Regions from separate parts of the Homo sapiens genome. Here region 2 is linked to region 1. A link is a loop called in an ENCODE intact Hi-C map of the cell type or tissue named here. Cell type or tissue: B cell. All regions are shown on one strand. Links, peaks and the distances in the headings refer to the core of each region. The heading gives the core; the rest is flanking DNA.

What was found. Hi-C counts contacts between places; a loop is a spot of excess contacts. Peaks named below come from ENCODE experiments on the same cell type or tissue, not always from the same donor. Only the 100,000 strongest peaks of a DNase experiment are listed, where the experiment ranks them.
Region 2: it touches region 1 in a loop (2.5-fold over the local background); 2 of 110 quality-filtered maps call a loop at or near these places.

The regions. Positions count from the first base shown.
Region 1 is chr3:16,642,288-16,649,407 of GRCh38, reverse strand. No RefSeq gene overlaps it. Among named protein-coding and RNA genes, the nearest start is that of DAZL, 40 kb to the right of the region's middle. In B cell, for the core only: no CTCF peak of the experiment used is centred there; no DNase peak of the experiment used is centred there.
Region 2 is chr3:16,693,473-16,700,592 of GRCh38, reverse strand. It overlaps the pseudogene LOC124905414. Among named protein-coding and RNA genes, the nearest start is that of PLCL2UT, 27 kb to the left of the region's middle. RefSeq lists enhancers at 1,650-2,297, 2,829-2,878, 3,516-4,017. In B cell, for the core only: no CTCF peak of the experiment used is centred there; a DNase peak (open chromatin) is centred at 2,822; H3K4me3 peaks cover 3,194 bases; H3K27ac peaks cover 3,971 bases.

The DNA of each region.
Region 1 (7,120 bases), core at 1,440-6,439:
AAAGAGAACAGATTCTTATTGAACTTATGCAAATAACTATACACCATAAAATAAGAATACTCACAAACATTTTCCAAATTCTGGAAAGATCAGGTAGGGAAAAAAAAGTAAATGTTTCAATGCTGTTTACGAAAGTATAATTTACCAAATTGTTGTAAGCTATAGATAGATTAAGAGTTTAAAAAAAGTTTTCTTAAATATGGAAAACAAAACATTTTTAAAACCAACAAATTTGAAATCATAAAGACATCCTCATCAGTTTATTCAGCCTCGTGTAATTAATTATTGTTCTGCTTAATGAAGCTATCAGTTTCTTCATTAGAATTTTTAAAATTCTTACCTGATACAAATAAATTCATCAGCAATCTGTATTCGATAGTACTTGCCAGAGTCCTTTCCATGAAACTTCTTCAAGAAGAAGTAATTTTGGACTATGCCTGATTGCAAATGCTTTTAAAGAATAATCAAAGTAAAAGAATAACTCCTCAAGGCTTACGAAAGACTTTAAATGGCCATAGTTAAGAATATAATGAGAGTTCATTTTAATAATGGCACAATTGACAGAAAATTTTGGTTATTTCTATAGTATGCAACATTTTAACATAATAACCAAAATTGTGACTGATAACATATTAGATTTCTAGGAATTTCATATAATTTTTAGCATACTTATATTAATAACATACCCATAAATATAACTTAAAGAAGTTTAGCATCACTTATTATTTGGCAATGCTTCCCATATAATTTAACATGTCATATAATTCTAATTATTTTAATCTCTCTCTTTTATAGGGTGAAAGATATCTCCTTCAAAGCTTTTCAGGGGCCCAACTGGAAAATCTTAATGTTAATTTAAGGTCAAAAGACATAATTTAGAATTTGTTTTGGACAGGCACATAGACCAATGGAACAGACTAGAGAACTCAGAAATAAAATCACACCTCTACAACCATCTGATCTTCAACAAAGTTGACAAAAACAAGCAATGGGGAAGTGATTCTCTATTTAACAAGTGGTGCTGTGAGAACTGGCTAGCCATATGCAAAAATTGAAACTGGACCCCTTCCTTACACCGTATACAAAAATTAACTCAAGATGGATTAAAGACTTAAATGTAAAACCCGAAATTATAAAAACCCTAGAAGAAAATCTAGGCAATACCATTCAGGACACAGACGTGGGCAAAGATTTTACGATGAAATTGCCAAAAACAAAAGCAATGGCAACAAAAGCAAAAATTGACAAATGGGATTTAATTAAACTAAAGAGCTTCTGCACAGCGAAAGAAACTATCATCAGAGCAAACAGGCAGAAGAAGGTGGAAGGAGCTGACTTGCTGAGTCTTCCCACCTTCATCTTTCTCTTGTGCTGATGCTTCCTGCCCTCGAACATTGAACTCCAAGTTCTTCAGCTTTTGGACTCTTGGAAACTTACACCAGTAATTTGCCAGGGGCTGTTAGGCCTTCAGCCACAGACTGAAAGCCGCATTGTTAGCTTCCCAACTTTTGAGGTTTGGGAACTCAGACTGAACCACCACTGGCTTCTTTGCTCCTCGGCTTGCAGGCAGCCTATCATGGGACTTCACCTTGTGATCGTGTGAGTCAACTCTCCTTAATAAACTAGAATATTTCTCAGAAGCCTGAACAACATAACTTCTAAGACAAAGATTTTTTGTGTGGACCAACTCACACTCTCCTTAATAAACTCTCCTTAATAAACTCCTTTCATATATACATATATCCTATTAGTTCTGTCCCTTTGGAGACCCCTGACTAATACACCACCTTCACTCAACTGGACTCTACAGGCAGATACCCAAGAGACTGATATGGTAAGAAGTCTTAACTTTGTCAGATGCCAGGGTTTCTTAGCTGCAGCCTCACAGTTAGCGGTATTTGATACCAACTTCACTGCCAGAACTTTAGGGAAGGAAAAACTTTCCCTCTACTCTCTGAGAGTTTGATAATTGAGTCTAAGAAATAAACTGATAGTAGACAAGTAAACAGGAGAAAGGTATACAAATTTATTGCAGAAAAGTTAATATCCCAAAACCCAGTGAGATCTAGAAGCATATACACCCTCTTCATAGAGGGGAGGGCAGGAGTGTGGGCAACTTAGAGGAGAGTAAGTGATTTTGGGGAAAGATGAATGACCCCCAGAAGAAGAGATAATAGCTTGTGACAAAGTCTGTCTGGCATGGTGTGGACCTCCAGTCTCCTCTCCTGAGATCCAAGTCAATCTTCCCGGGTTAATAAGACTCCTGGAGAGGAGATTCATAAAAATTGAGTTCCTTTTGAGTTCATCTTTAGGCAGATAAGGGGAGCCCAGAGAGCCTATGCCTATATTTGCTGTTTTCCAAGTGCCCTCTGTTAAAGTAATCAGCATATCAAAGTGGCATATTTTGGGATGTCATTTCCTTAACTGTCTTACTTACATGACATGGGAACTTGATAGACACCTAAAAATTAATGTGTCTGAAACTGGCTGATGATCTGAAAACTTGATATCCCTGCAGTCTTCTACACTTCAGTCTATGGCAAGTCTATTTTCTTAGGCCCAAAACCTTACCTCATCCTTGACTCCCCTCTCTCTCTTATACCCATATTCAATCTACTGCAAATCCATAACTTTACTTTCAAAGAACACCCAGACTCTGCCTGCTTCTCACCAGCTCTATGGCTATCATCCTGCTCCAAGCCACCATTATCTGGCCTCAGTTATTATAATAACCTTCCAGCCAGTCTTCCCTCTTCCCCTCTTGGCCCCATCCCCACGGTCTTTTACAATACAGCAGCCAGAGTGATCCTTGTAAAATGTAAGTCAAATCATGTCCCTTGCGTACTCAATGGTTCCCCATTTTTCTCTGAATAAAAGCCAGAGTCCTTAAATGGCACACCAGACCCTGGAGGTTCTGGCCCTGCTTATTTCCATGCTCTCCCCTTGCTTGCTCCACTCCAGCCACACTGGCCTCTGCGGAGTTTTCTGAACTCACTAGGCATGCCACTCAGAGCTATGAATTTGCTATTCCCTCTCCCTGGACTACTCCCTCATCACTATAGCCATAAGATAGTGGATAGAGATAGTCCTCCCCGGACTGCTCCCTCCTCAGGTACAGCCATATGATTTGCTCCCTTGTTAACATCATTTTCTCAAAGAAACATTGACTTTAAGCCTTTCGATGGCTCGTTCCTAACAGTAAAACCCAAGCTTGGCCTGCAAGTCCTGGAGCAATCTAACTGCTTCTCCTCTCTGCAGAGTCATCTCCCCGCTCTCTTCTCCCTGTTTACTAGACCCAGCCATTGCAGCGTTCTTATAGCTTTCTGAAGGCACCAAGTTCTTTGCTGTCCCTGCTTAGAACTCTTTTCCATCTACTTCTCACTCACTAGCTCCAACTCATCTTCTAGGTTTCAGAGCCCACGTCACTTCTTTAGGAACGCCCCTCCTCACTTACCCCTGCCATCTATATTTGATCTCTCTCTGTAAAGACTCTATACTGTTCCTTCATAGAACTTAATGTATAACTTCATATTCTCATTATGTGATTATTTGTGTAATGAATGTTTCTCCTACTCCACTGTAAGTTCCATGAGGTCAAAAATCTTGTCTGTCTGGTTGGTCACCAGATACCCCACACCAGGCACAGTGCCCAGCTCATAGTATGTATTTAAAAATGAATAGATCTGATTTTATTATACCTCTATCTTACTTTTGCTAATTTTTCAAAAGGACTTTATTATCTGTTTACCAGAAAATAAAGTCTATTATCCAAGCTTGTGATAGATTTCTACTTGGCTAAATAAAACATAATATTCTTTTAGGTTCTCTGGGACTAGAGAGTAGTCGAAGAGCAAATGATTTTCATTGGTTTATAATGTATTCCTATAGAAATCACTTTGATAAAATAGAATAAAAATATGCTGGAAGTTTTTGAAAACAAAGCCTATAACTGTTCCTTTAAGGCTTAGATCCTTAGCAATAAAATCCCCCGTGATTCTAAGTCCCACTGAGTCTCTACAGCACTGCCCTCAGCTCTAACAGCTCCTGGAAGCACTGGCAGGACATGATCTACATTTCCACATGGCAGGGTTACACTCAGATTTTGTTCCAAGCATGCTTTTTATGGATCTGATTGTCCCTCTTCTAAAGGCAGAGTTACCTCACTAGGGTATTGAGGATGGGGGGCTGGCTATAGTAGGGATGGTGCTGGAGATTGTTGATACAAAGGGATCATGAAAATGAATAAAGCTGTCCAGGAGACTCAGGAAGATTCAGCCAACTCTAAGGAAGATATCAGTCTGGATTTAATCAGAGAAGCAGAACCACTAGGAGAGAGATATATAATAAAGGATTTGTTCAGGGATTTGATCTTTCACAATTACGGGATTTGGTTATAAAGTCTCTGTAAGGCCCTGTGTCTAATGTTAGAGCCTGAAGTTTTCAGCAAGTAGTTGGGAAAGGAATATGGCTATAAAGCAGAGGTTCTTAACTAGAGCCTATTTTGACCCCCAGGAGACATGTGGTACTGTTTGGAGACATTCTGGCTTGTCACAACTTGGGTGTAGGCTATGACATGTAGTGAGTACAAGCCAGGGAGGCCACTAAATATCCTACAATGAATAGGCCAGTCCCCCACAGTAAAGAATTATCCAACCCAAATGTCAATAATGCTGAGGCTGAGAAACCCTCACATAAAGTAAGGAAAAAACTGGAAACTGCGAGTGTAAGCTGGCGCCCAAGAAGATGAACTAGAACCAATGCTTCCTAATGCTTCCAGCTTTAACAATGCAGGTGTTCGGCAGCAGACATGGGTGCCTTTTGTCAAAAAGCTAACCGTGCACTTCACTAGAGCCAGAAAAGCTGAAGAAAGATCCAGGGGCAGGTGGAAAAGCTGCCAGCCCAGCTGCGGTTCCACACCAATAAGGTGAGCCAACAGATAGTGACAAGATGTGTGAGCTGCAACCAGCACCTGGTGCCTCTACAACAACCACCCCTGCAACCCCTGACTCTGCCCCCTGCACATAAAAGCAATATTGCCACTGCTTCCAAATCCTAGGCCAAATATCTCTTGCGGCCCACCTTAAACATACAGGGAAGAAATCTGTGGAAAATGTAGTTTAGCCTTGCCAAGTTGACACTTTATAAAGGTACTCACAGGATATGCATGGAGGAGTTACGTATTAGGGTTCTCCAGAGAAACAGAAGCAATATAAGGTGTGTGTGCGTGTGTGTGTGTGTGTGTGTGTGTGTGTGTGTGTGTGTGTGTGTGTGTTTGGAGAGAGACAAAGAGAAAGAGAGAGAGGTGTATTATAAGAAATTGGCTCACATGATTATGAAGGCTAACAAGTCCCAAGATCTGTGATCAGCAAGCTGGAAACCCAAAGAGCCGATGGTATAAATCCTTTCCAAGTTTGAAGTCCTGAGAACCAGCAGAGGCAATAGTTGAAGTTTTATTCTGAAAGTCATCAGGCTCAAGACCCAAAAGGAGCCAATGTTTCCATTTGAGTTGAAGGCAGGAAAAGACCAATGTCCCAGCTTGAAGGCAGTCAGGCAGAAGAAATTATTTCTTACTCAGCCTTTTTGTTCTACTGGATGAGACACACCCACATTAGGGAGGGCAATCTGCTTTATAGGAATATAGGAAGCTTTCAGTCTTTCTATTCAAATGTTAATCTCGCCCAGAAATTTCCTTATAGACAAACCAGAATAATGTTTCATCAAATATCTGGGCACCCTGAGGCCCAATCAAACTGACACATAAAATTAACCATAACAAGTTGCTTAAAGCATTTCTTAGGCTGTACTTCAGTAACCTCAAGACGTTGGAATAATGGTCCCTCTCTTCAGACCTTCTGTAAAACCTTGAGTGTGCTCTATTATACCATTTATTGATTTTTTTACACTGTCTTTCACCTCCATCCAACTATTATCAGATCCACTTTTATTCAGTTTTATATCTTTGCCTCCTGGCAAATGGCTTGGCACATAGTAGATACTCAATTAATACTGGTTAAATGAGCACAGGCTTTTAATGTGGAAGAACCCCAAGCTAAATTGGAAATAATAATTCACCTCAGATGAATTTGGTCCACACAAAAAATCTTTGTTTTAGAAGTTATATTGTTCAGACTTCTGAGAAATATTCTAGTTTGCTTACATCAACAACTTCAAAGACCTTCCCTGGGATATTCCAGCAATGACCTGCTAGAATGCTTTGTTAGAGTAAAAAACAAACTGGTCTTTTCTCTTGGTAGAAATGAAGTAAGGCAGAAATAAAAATGTTAAGAGCAAATACTTCAAGTGTAATAGACCCTTCAAGATGATTTTTCACGTTCAAAACATACTAATTAAGCAGCAAAATAGTAAATTCTAAAATTTGAAGCAACAAGAATCGATAGGAGGAAAAAAAGAGCGGCAGACAACCCTTGTTTTTAATCTAATCACAACAGATCACTGTGTTCAACTGGAGGAAGGGAAGCTTATAGAGATGAAAGTTCCCAGGAAAACAAAAATCATCGCTTCCCTGCTTTTCATTTTTATTTTTTGTTTTTGTTGTTTTTGTTTTGAGATGGAGCATCCCTCTTGTTGCCCAGGCTCGAGTGCAATGGCATGATCTCGTCTCACGGCAACCTCCGCCTCCCAGGTTCAAGCAATTCTCCTGCTTCAGCTTCCCAAGTAACTGGGATTACACAGGCGTGCACCACCATGCCCGGCTAATTTTTTTTTGTATTTTTAGTAGAGACAGGGTTTCTTCATGTTGGTCAGGCTGTCTCAAACTCCTGACCTCAGGTAATGTGCCTGGCTCCCTTCCCTGCTTTTTATAAATAAAAAAAATAAAACTGTTCTGAACTTCATTGGTCACCAAGAAAAAAACATATTATCTTAAGGAGGTTTTTTAAAAAAAACATATTATATTACATAGGTTAAAGGATCAAAACTTCCATTTCTATAAACTTTACTTTTCTATAATATTAATAATTTCTGAAATTATTGTGCATCTTGAAACCAGAAGGTCCTTTGGCAACTCTTGAGTTTCTAGTTGGGCTCATTTCAGAACCTGTTAGCTAGTGCCTTTTATAAAGAAACTACTACCAAGGAGGAATGTTCTCAAATCTGATTT
Region 2 (7,120 bases), core at 710-5,709, 52 kb before region 1:
GTTAAAGATGAAAAACACCCATTTTGCATGCTTTATTAGATGAATAATTTCTGCCCAGCAAGATATTCATGTCCTAGTCCCCAGAGCCTATAAGTATGTTACTTTACACAAAAGGGACTTTGGAGATGTGATTAAGTTAAGGATCTTGAGAGGGGTTGATTATCTTGGATCATCTGGGTAGGCACAATGTAATCACAGGGCCCCTGTAAGAGGGAAGCAGGAGGGCCAGAGTCAGCAAAGAAGTTATGAAGAGAGAGGCAGAGATCATGGAGAGACTTGACGATGCCTTAGTGCTGGCTTTGAAGATGGAGGAAGGGACCACAAGCTAAGGATATGAATGGCTTCTAGAAGTTACAAAAAACAAGGAAATAGATTCTCTCCTAGAGCCTCCAGAAGAAAAGCAGCTCTGCTGACACCTTGATTTGAGCCCTGGATGACCCATTTCAGACTTTTGACCTCCAGAATTGTACATAATACATTCGTGTTGTCTTAAGCCACTTTGTATAATATGGTACAGCACCAACAGGGAAAACTTACATACATATAATAATTTGGTACACAACCAATAGGAAAAACTTATGCACATACTAAAGTGTTTTGAAGTAAAGTACACTGATTTCTGCAAATTTCTTTGATATGCATCAAAAACATAAGTTTACTAGACAGAGGAATAAATAGATGGTTAGAAGCATGATAAAGCAATACAGCAAAATGTTCATGGTAGAATCTACATGGTGGGTATATGGACACTAATTTAAAATTCTTTCAACTTTTCTGTATGTTTGAAATTTAAAAAAATAAAATGTTAGGGAAAGGGTTAGATAAATTGTGAATTTTTCCAAAATTTCAGTTATTTGGCTTCCAAAAAAAAAAAACGTATTTTTCTTAGAAAAGGCCTTGAATTTCTCTGGATATTTTATACTTCTAACTATCTACATTGTCTGGTCCCCCTGGTGACTAAATGCATATATTTTAGGAAGGGCTAAAACACAGCGAAGGTAATTAATCAGACCCCATGGAGACTGAAGGCTTAACCTTGACATCAGTAGTGACAAGCATAGTCAACTGAGCTACATAGCCTAAGTAAAAAGAAATAACCCTATGGAATGCTAATCTATAGATATGCAAATGAATTAGCTCTATAACTTATCAAATCTGAACTACATGAGGTACCCTGAAAATTGATAACTGTTCCATACTTTAATGGAAAAACACCAGGAAAAAAAAACTTTGATGTAACTTTCATTCTTTCAAGAAGAATATGTATCACTAACACCTTTATGAGAAAATTCTTATTTCCCTAGGGAACACTATTGGGCAGTTAAGAAAACAGGCAGTTTCTGAGGGCCTTTTTGTTTATTAGGGAGTAAGATTAAAAGAAAATCTCTGGCTGTGATTTCTTGGGCGAAAGGATGTAGGGAGAACTGGTTTCTTTGGAATTTTTTCTGATACAGGCTCAGGGGAATGGGTATGATTTTAATACATGAGCTGCTGTTTTCCATACTAAGTAATGCTTTTTCTTACTCAACATCTCTCTTCATCATCACTGCACAGTGAGGCTGGGCTCAGGCTTGCCGGTTTCTGCCTCAGAAGGCACACTGCAGATAATTTAGAGTCAGATTCTGGGCTTTTGAGTTTCTAAGCAGGCCTTTGAAATTCATGAGAGAAAAACAAGGGTTTTAATTTACAAAAGCTGTGTTTTCTGGGAGAGAAAACCATTTTGAGTTACAAAATTTTGGTTGGAGAATCAAAAACAAAGCTCTGAAGAAATCAGAGCATACAGTATAAGCCATCACCACTGGCTCTCCACCTGGCTGTATGATAGAACCACCTGGGGACGTTTTCTAAAAACGTCATTGCCTGGACTGGGTCTAGACCAGTTGAATGGAAATCTCTTGCTGTGGGGGCTCAGTACTGGTATTTTTAAAGTCTCCCCCCTAATACCCACACACTAGGTGATTCTCATGGGCAGTCAGTTGAGAACACTGCCCAACTCAACAGAATAGAAACTCAATAGATGACCATGCAGACTTCCCTGCTCTTTAAAACTAGGTCAGAGGTACTTGAATTATCAGGCTAGAGTCAGATTAGAGCTCCAGGCTTATATGTTGCTGTGGGCCTCTGGGAAAGGGTCCTGCTCCTTGGAGGGTGATGGAATCTTAGATAGAGTTGGTGGGGGTACCTAAAAGTGAGAAAAGTGCCTCGTTACTGAACCAAACCTGGGTCCATTGGCCCAGCACAGTAAAGACAAATATCTGTACCAAAGTTTGCAGCAAGAAAAAGGAGGGCATTTATTTGCAGGGTGCCAAGCAAGGAAAATCAGACAGCTATTGTGTGAGATCCTACTTCCCCAGTGGCTTATAAGCAAGGGTTTTTAAAGACAGGGGAACATTTTTGGAAACAGAAGTTACAGGTATGAAAAAAAAATAGAACCTTGGGACCCCGAACTCACTATACCAAAGTGCAAGTTAAGCTTAGAAGCTGAGTCACAAATACTGTCTTCCTTTGGCTCCCAGATAGCTGTAATTTCACAACCCCATGTCATAGCCTCATTTCCTCTACTCCCTCTTTCCACATTTGCTTCATCTTATGTAAAATGTAGACTCACTGAGTGTGAGAGAATGCATCATTGACTTTTTCCTCTATTCCCTCTTTTCACATGTAAAATGTAGATTTACTGAGGCTAATAAGAGCCTCACAAGAATGTGACCACCTGCCTCACTGCCTGCCTCCTTTTCTTCCCCCTGCTGCTTGCAGTTCCCCTTTTGTGAACTGAAGTTCACAAAACCCCCTTTGGAAAAAACATAAATCACAGGAGCATCTGTAATTTATGCTTTTTCCCAGGCGCATCCTCAGCTTTGGCCAAATAAACCTCTAATGGATGGAGACTTGCTTCAGTCACTTTTTGGTTTACATTTTGGTAACCACAAAGGGGCTTTCTGAGTGGAGTTGGCTCTTGGCCTGTAGCAACTCTCCTACTGGGGCCCTAGTACCAGCTGGAGCTCTTTATTGCTCTGACCTATTGGATGATTTGCTGAAGTCTGAGAGTTTCTCCCTCCAGAGATCCCTAATCACTCAAAAATTTCCAGTTGAGATCTGAAGTTTATTCCACTGCAGAACTCCTTTTCTGAGAGTTCTTACTTCTAACAAGGAAGAAGACTTTCCTGCTTCCGTGATGGCAGAGAGCAGTTTTCAGCTTGTGCCCCATCTCCAGGTAAGGAGCTGGTTTGGGGTGTCATTTGGGGATTTAGTAGCTGAAAGTCAAGGCTTACCGTCAGTTGGCTATAATTTCTCCTCATGCTCAGAAATCTCAATTTTATGCAAATTGTTTGATTGCTTTTTTGTGTTTTTTGTCTGTTTGTTTCTGTCCATCTTCCGTTAGATTTAATGAACTTCTGGCCCCCTCTAAAGCTGACTAAAATCCCTGCAGCTGTAGAAAGTCAAATTCCACCTCTAAAAACCCCAGCCACTTAAGAAAAATCAAAATTTGACTATCTGAAATGTTTCATATAAGACGACTGCCTTTCCAGGTTCTCTCTCTCATTGTGCTATTAATTTAAAGATTTTAGAGATCTCCTATTCTAAACTATTAACGAAAAGATCAGATATTTTAAAGGGAGCCTAATAGTTTCATGGCTAGCCTTAAAAATTATCTTGACTAAATTAAGAGCAAAATCTGACCGAAAATAGTTCTGGTGGTTAAAATTTCCACCACAGCTTGGGTTTGCTTCCTGATTAGGGAACAACAATGGCCATTCCACCTGGTGGCCTAATTGTTAAAACCCTCCACAGCATGGGTTTGATTCCTGGTCAGGGAACCAGCCTGTCTTGGTTTAATATTTATGTGGCTTTGGGGGTACCAATGTACTATTGATCTTTTCCCCTTCTGTGGACAGCTTTTGATTTCCTGTCTTCTGTCTGTGTTGGGGGACCCAAGGCTCTTGGGTCTTCATGTATGGACAGTAAGCTGAAAAGCTAAGACCCTAGAAAATATGGCCTGAAAGAAATGTGGGTTAGACCCTGTTTATGGCTAGTGAAAGTTTCCTTTCTCTTAGTTATTTTTGGGGTGATTCTGGATCTTGTAAAAACTACTTGTCACCTCTTTGGAGATACCTCGTGCGTGCATTTGTGGTTATAACTTCGGTTAAGGTAACTGAGAGGATATCTTTGGTAAGGATGTTCAAAAGCCAAAAATATCAGCTATTTGTCCCAGCTAAAATCTGGTAATAAGAGATTTGAAGGGATTATTTTAAAAATCTGAGTGGAATTGGCTTACTCCAAAACTCCAAATCTACGAGTAGAAGTCAGCTTAATTAAAAGTTGATATCTAAGGTAGATGATATATATATATGGCCATTACTCTTTTTCTCTTTTTGGATTCTATTTTTAGGAATTTTTTAGTTGACTGAAACATTAAAATAACATTACATGCTTGGTACTTCTGCTCACTTCCTTTCTTAAAAATTGTTCTATTTATTTTTACTCCACCCTGTTCCTCCTTCCTCTTTGCCATCTTCAGTCTCTTTTGGATTTTGTTACCTAAACTGTTTGGCTTTTGGGGGTACCAGAAATTGTTTTGTATTGTGAAAAAAAGACTTGACCATGGAGTATATATTAAATAGGGAATGAGTTGATCACAGAGTGGGCTGATTGGCTTGGGTTGTTCACTGGCCTCTGGGGAATGTCCTTATAGAGAGGAACACTGTGGAAGTGTAACCGTCCAATGAGTTCACCTTGCCCACTGCCTAGACAAAGCCAATTTATCAAGACAGGGGAATCGTAATGGAGAAAGAGTAATTCACACACAGCTGGCTATGTGGGAGACTGGAGTTTTATTATTACATTTGGGGATCCGAATTTTTAAAGATAATTTGGCGGGCAGGGGCTTCGGAAGTGGGGGCTGGTGATTGGTCAGGTTGGAGATGGAATCATAGGGGGTCGAAGTGAGTTTTTCTTGCTGTCTTCTGTTCCTGGGTGGGATGGCAGAACTGGTTGAGCCAGATTACAGGTCTGAGTGGTGTCAGCTGATCCATGGAGTGCAGAGTCTGTAAAATATCTCAAGCACTCACCTTAGGTTTTACAATAGTGATGTTATCCCCAGGAGCAATTTGGGGAGGTTCAGATTCTTGGAACCAGAGGCTGCATGACCTCCAAACTGTACTTTCTAATCTTATAGGTAATTTGTTAGTCCTGCCTAGGCAGACTGGTTCCCAGGCAAGAAGGGGGTCTTTTCTGGAAAGGACTATTATCAATTTTGTTTCAGAATCAAACCATGAACTGAGTTCCTTCCCAAAGTTAGTTCGGCCTATGCCCAGGAATGAACAAGAACAGCTTAAAGGTTAGAAGCAAGATGGAGTCGGTTAGGTCTGATTTCTTTCACTGTCATAATTTCCTCAGTTATAATTTTGCAAAGGCAGTTTCAGTTTTCCAATTTATATATATTTGGATCAGGTTTACATTAATTACAATGTTAACTCTTAGCAACTCTTATTTTTAGTGAAAAACCTAAGAGGTGCCATTTTTAATTATGTATCAGATGCAGAGCTCAGGACAAAAAACAGAGCTGCAGATAAGGCATGGCCCTTCCCAGCTGAACCAGGAGGCATAGCTGGGCCAGGGAGAGTGCCACCTGTCTTTAGGCCTTACTGTAACCATTTTTTTTTAGAGCCTGGATTTTTTATAAAAGTATATAAGGAAAGTAAGATGAGTTTTGATAAAAAAAAAATAATAAGAAGGCATAGAAATGTGATTTTTGTTAAAGGGAAAGTAATTTTACCTGGTTTAGAGGATTTTTATTATTTTTAATTAAAGAAGTAAAAACAGTGTCAAGTAAAGCTATATGAATATAGAAAGGTGAAAAAGAATGTAAATTTTTGTCCTAAGGTACAATGACAGGACAAAACTGAAGGTTTAAGCAAGTTATAGAAAGTTTATGAAATTGAGCTTGTGAAAGGAATTCTGTGTGTGCTTAAATTGGCTAAAATGTAAAAGGGATTATTTAGTTTTCCTATAAGTTAAGCATTAATATCAAAAGCACACCGATGTGAGAGTCTGGGCCCCTGTGTCAGACTAACAGGGTTTTATTTGTTTGTTTCTTTTCTGTAGGGTCGATCCACTCTATAACAAAAGATTGAAAAAGTTTTTTAAAGGCTTATGGAAATCTTACCTTGTGGTCTAACTGATTGAGATTGGACGGTTTTGTTTATTTATAAGGTTTTATGAAAAATTAGCTTTAAGTCATTGTTCTCCTAAGGCAGGAAATGGCTGTGATTCCTGATCTGAAGAGTTTTATCTTGGGTAGTACTGGTTTCCAGTGATCGACGGTTTAGGTACACAGGATTTGGAAAAGGAGTAAAATGGATTATGTTGGCCTCCACCAACTAGAGCAGGACAGGCTGAAAGAATTGTTGACAAAAGGAAAAATAAGAAGGGAAGACAGAGTATTTGGTTTGATGGAAGGGCTATGACAGTGAGGATCACACTTGGAAACCAGAGTGCCATCTCGTGAAACATGAGGAATGCAGACACCACGTCAAAAAGCAGAAAGAGAGCACACTGACCAGAACAAATAGCACTCTCCAAACAATGCTAGGAAATAAATCTCCAGATCCACCAACAGAAGCTTTGATAAGACCTCTCCTAAGTCACTAGAGATTGGCAAACACTATGAGTCTAAAAACAGCCAGTTGTTTGCTGCTACCCAGAAGTTCAGGAAAAACACAGCTCCATCTCTCTCTAGCTGGAAGAATATTGACCTAGCAAAGTCAAGTATCAAGATATTTGTGTTTATGAGCCCCATTAAGAGCAGGACCACAGAGAATGGCTTTCAGAACAAGAGCCCCCAGAAACTGGACCCTGTTGAGCAGGGTCAGGAGAATATGGTGGTGACTGAATAGCCAGTTGGAGCTATAGAATAGCGGCTGGAGAATAGTAAGTTGGAGCTTTATTGGACCCCTGTGCATAGAGCAGGTCAGGATGGGAAACAGGCCCTGAATACACCCACTAGTGCCTCAGGTGTCTGGCCCCATGACTACAGCCATGACCAGGGCCCTAGTTGTTAATGGGAAAGGTACGAGGCAGAGGTTGCAGTGAGCTGAGATGGCACCACAGTATTCCAGCC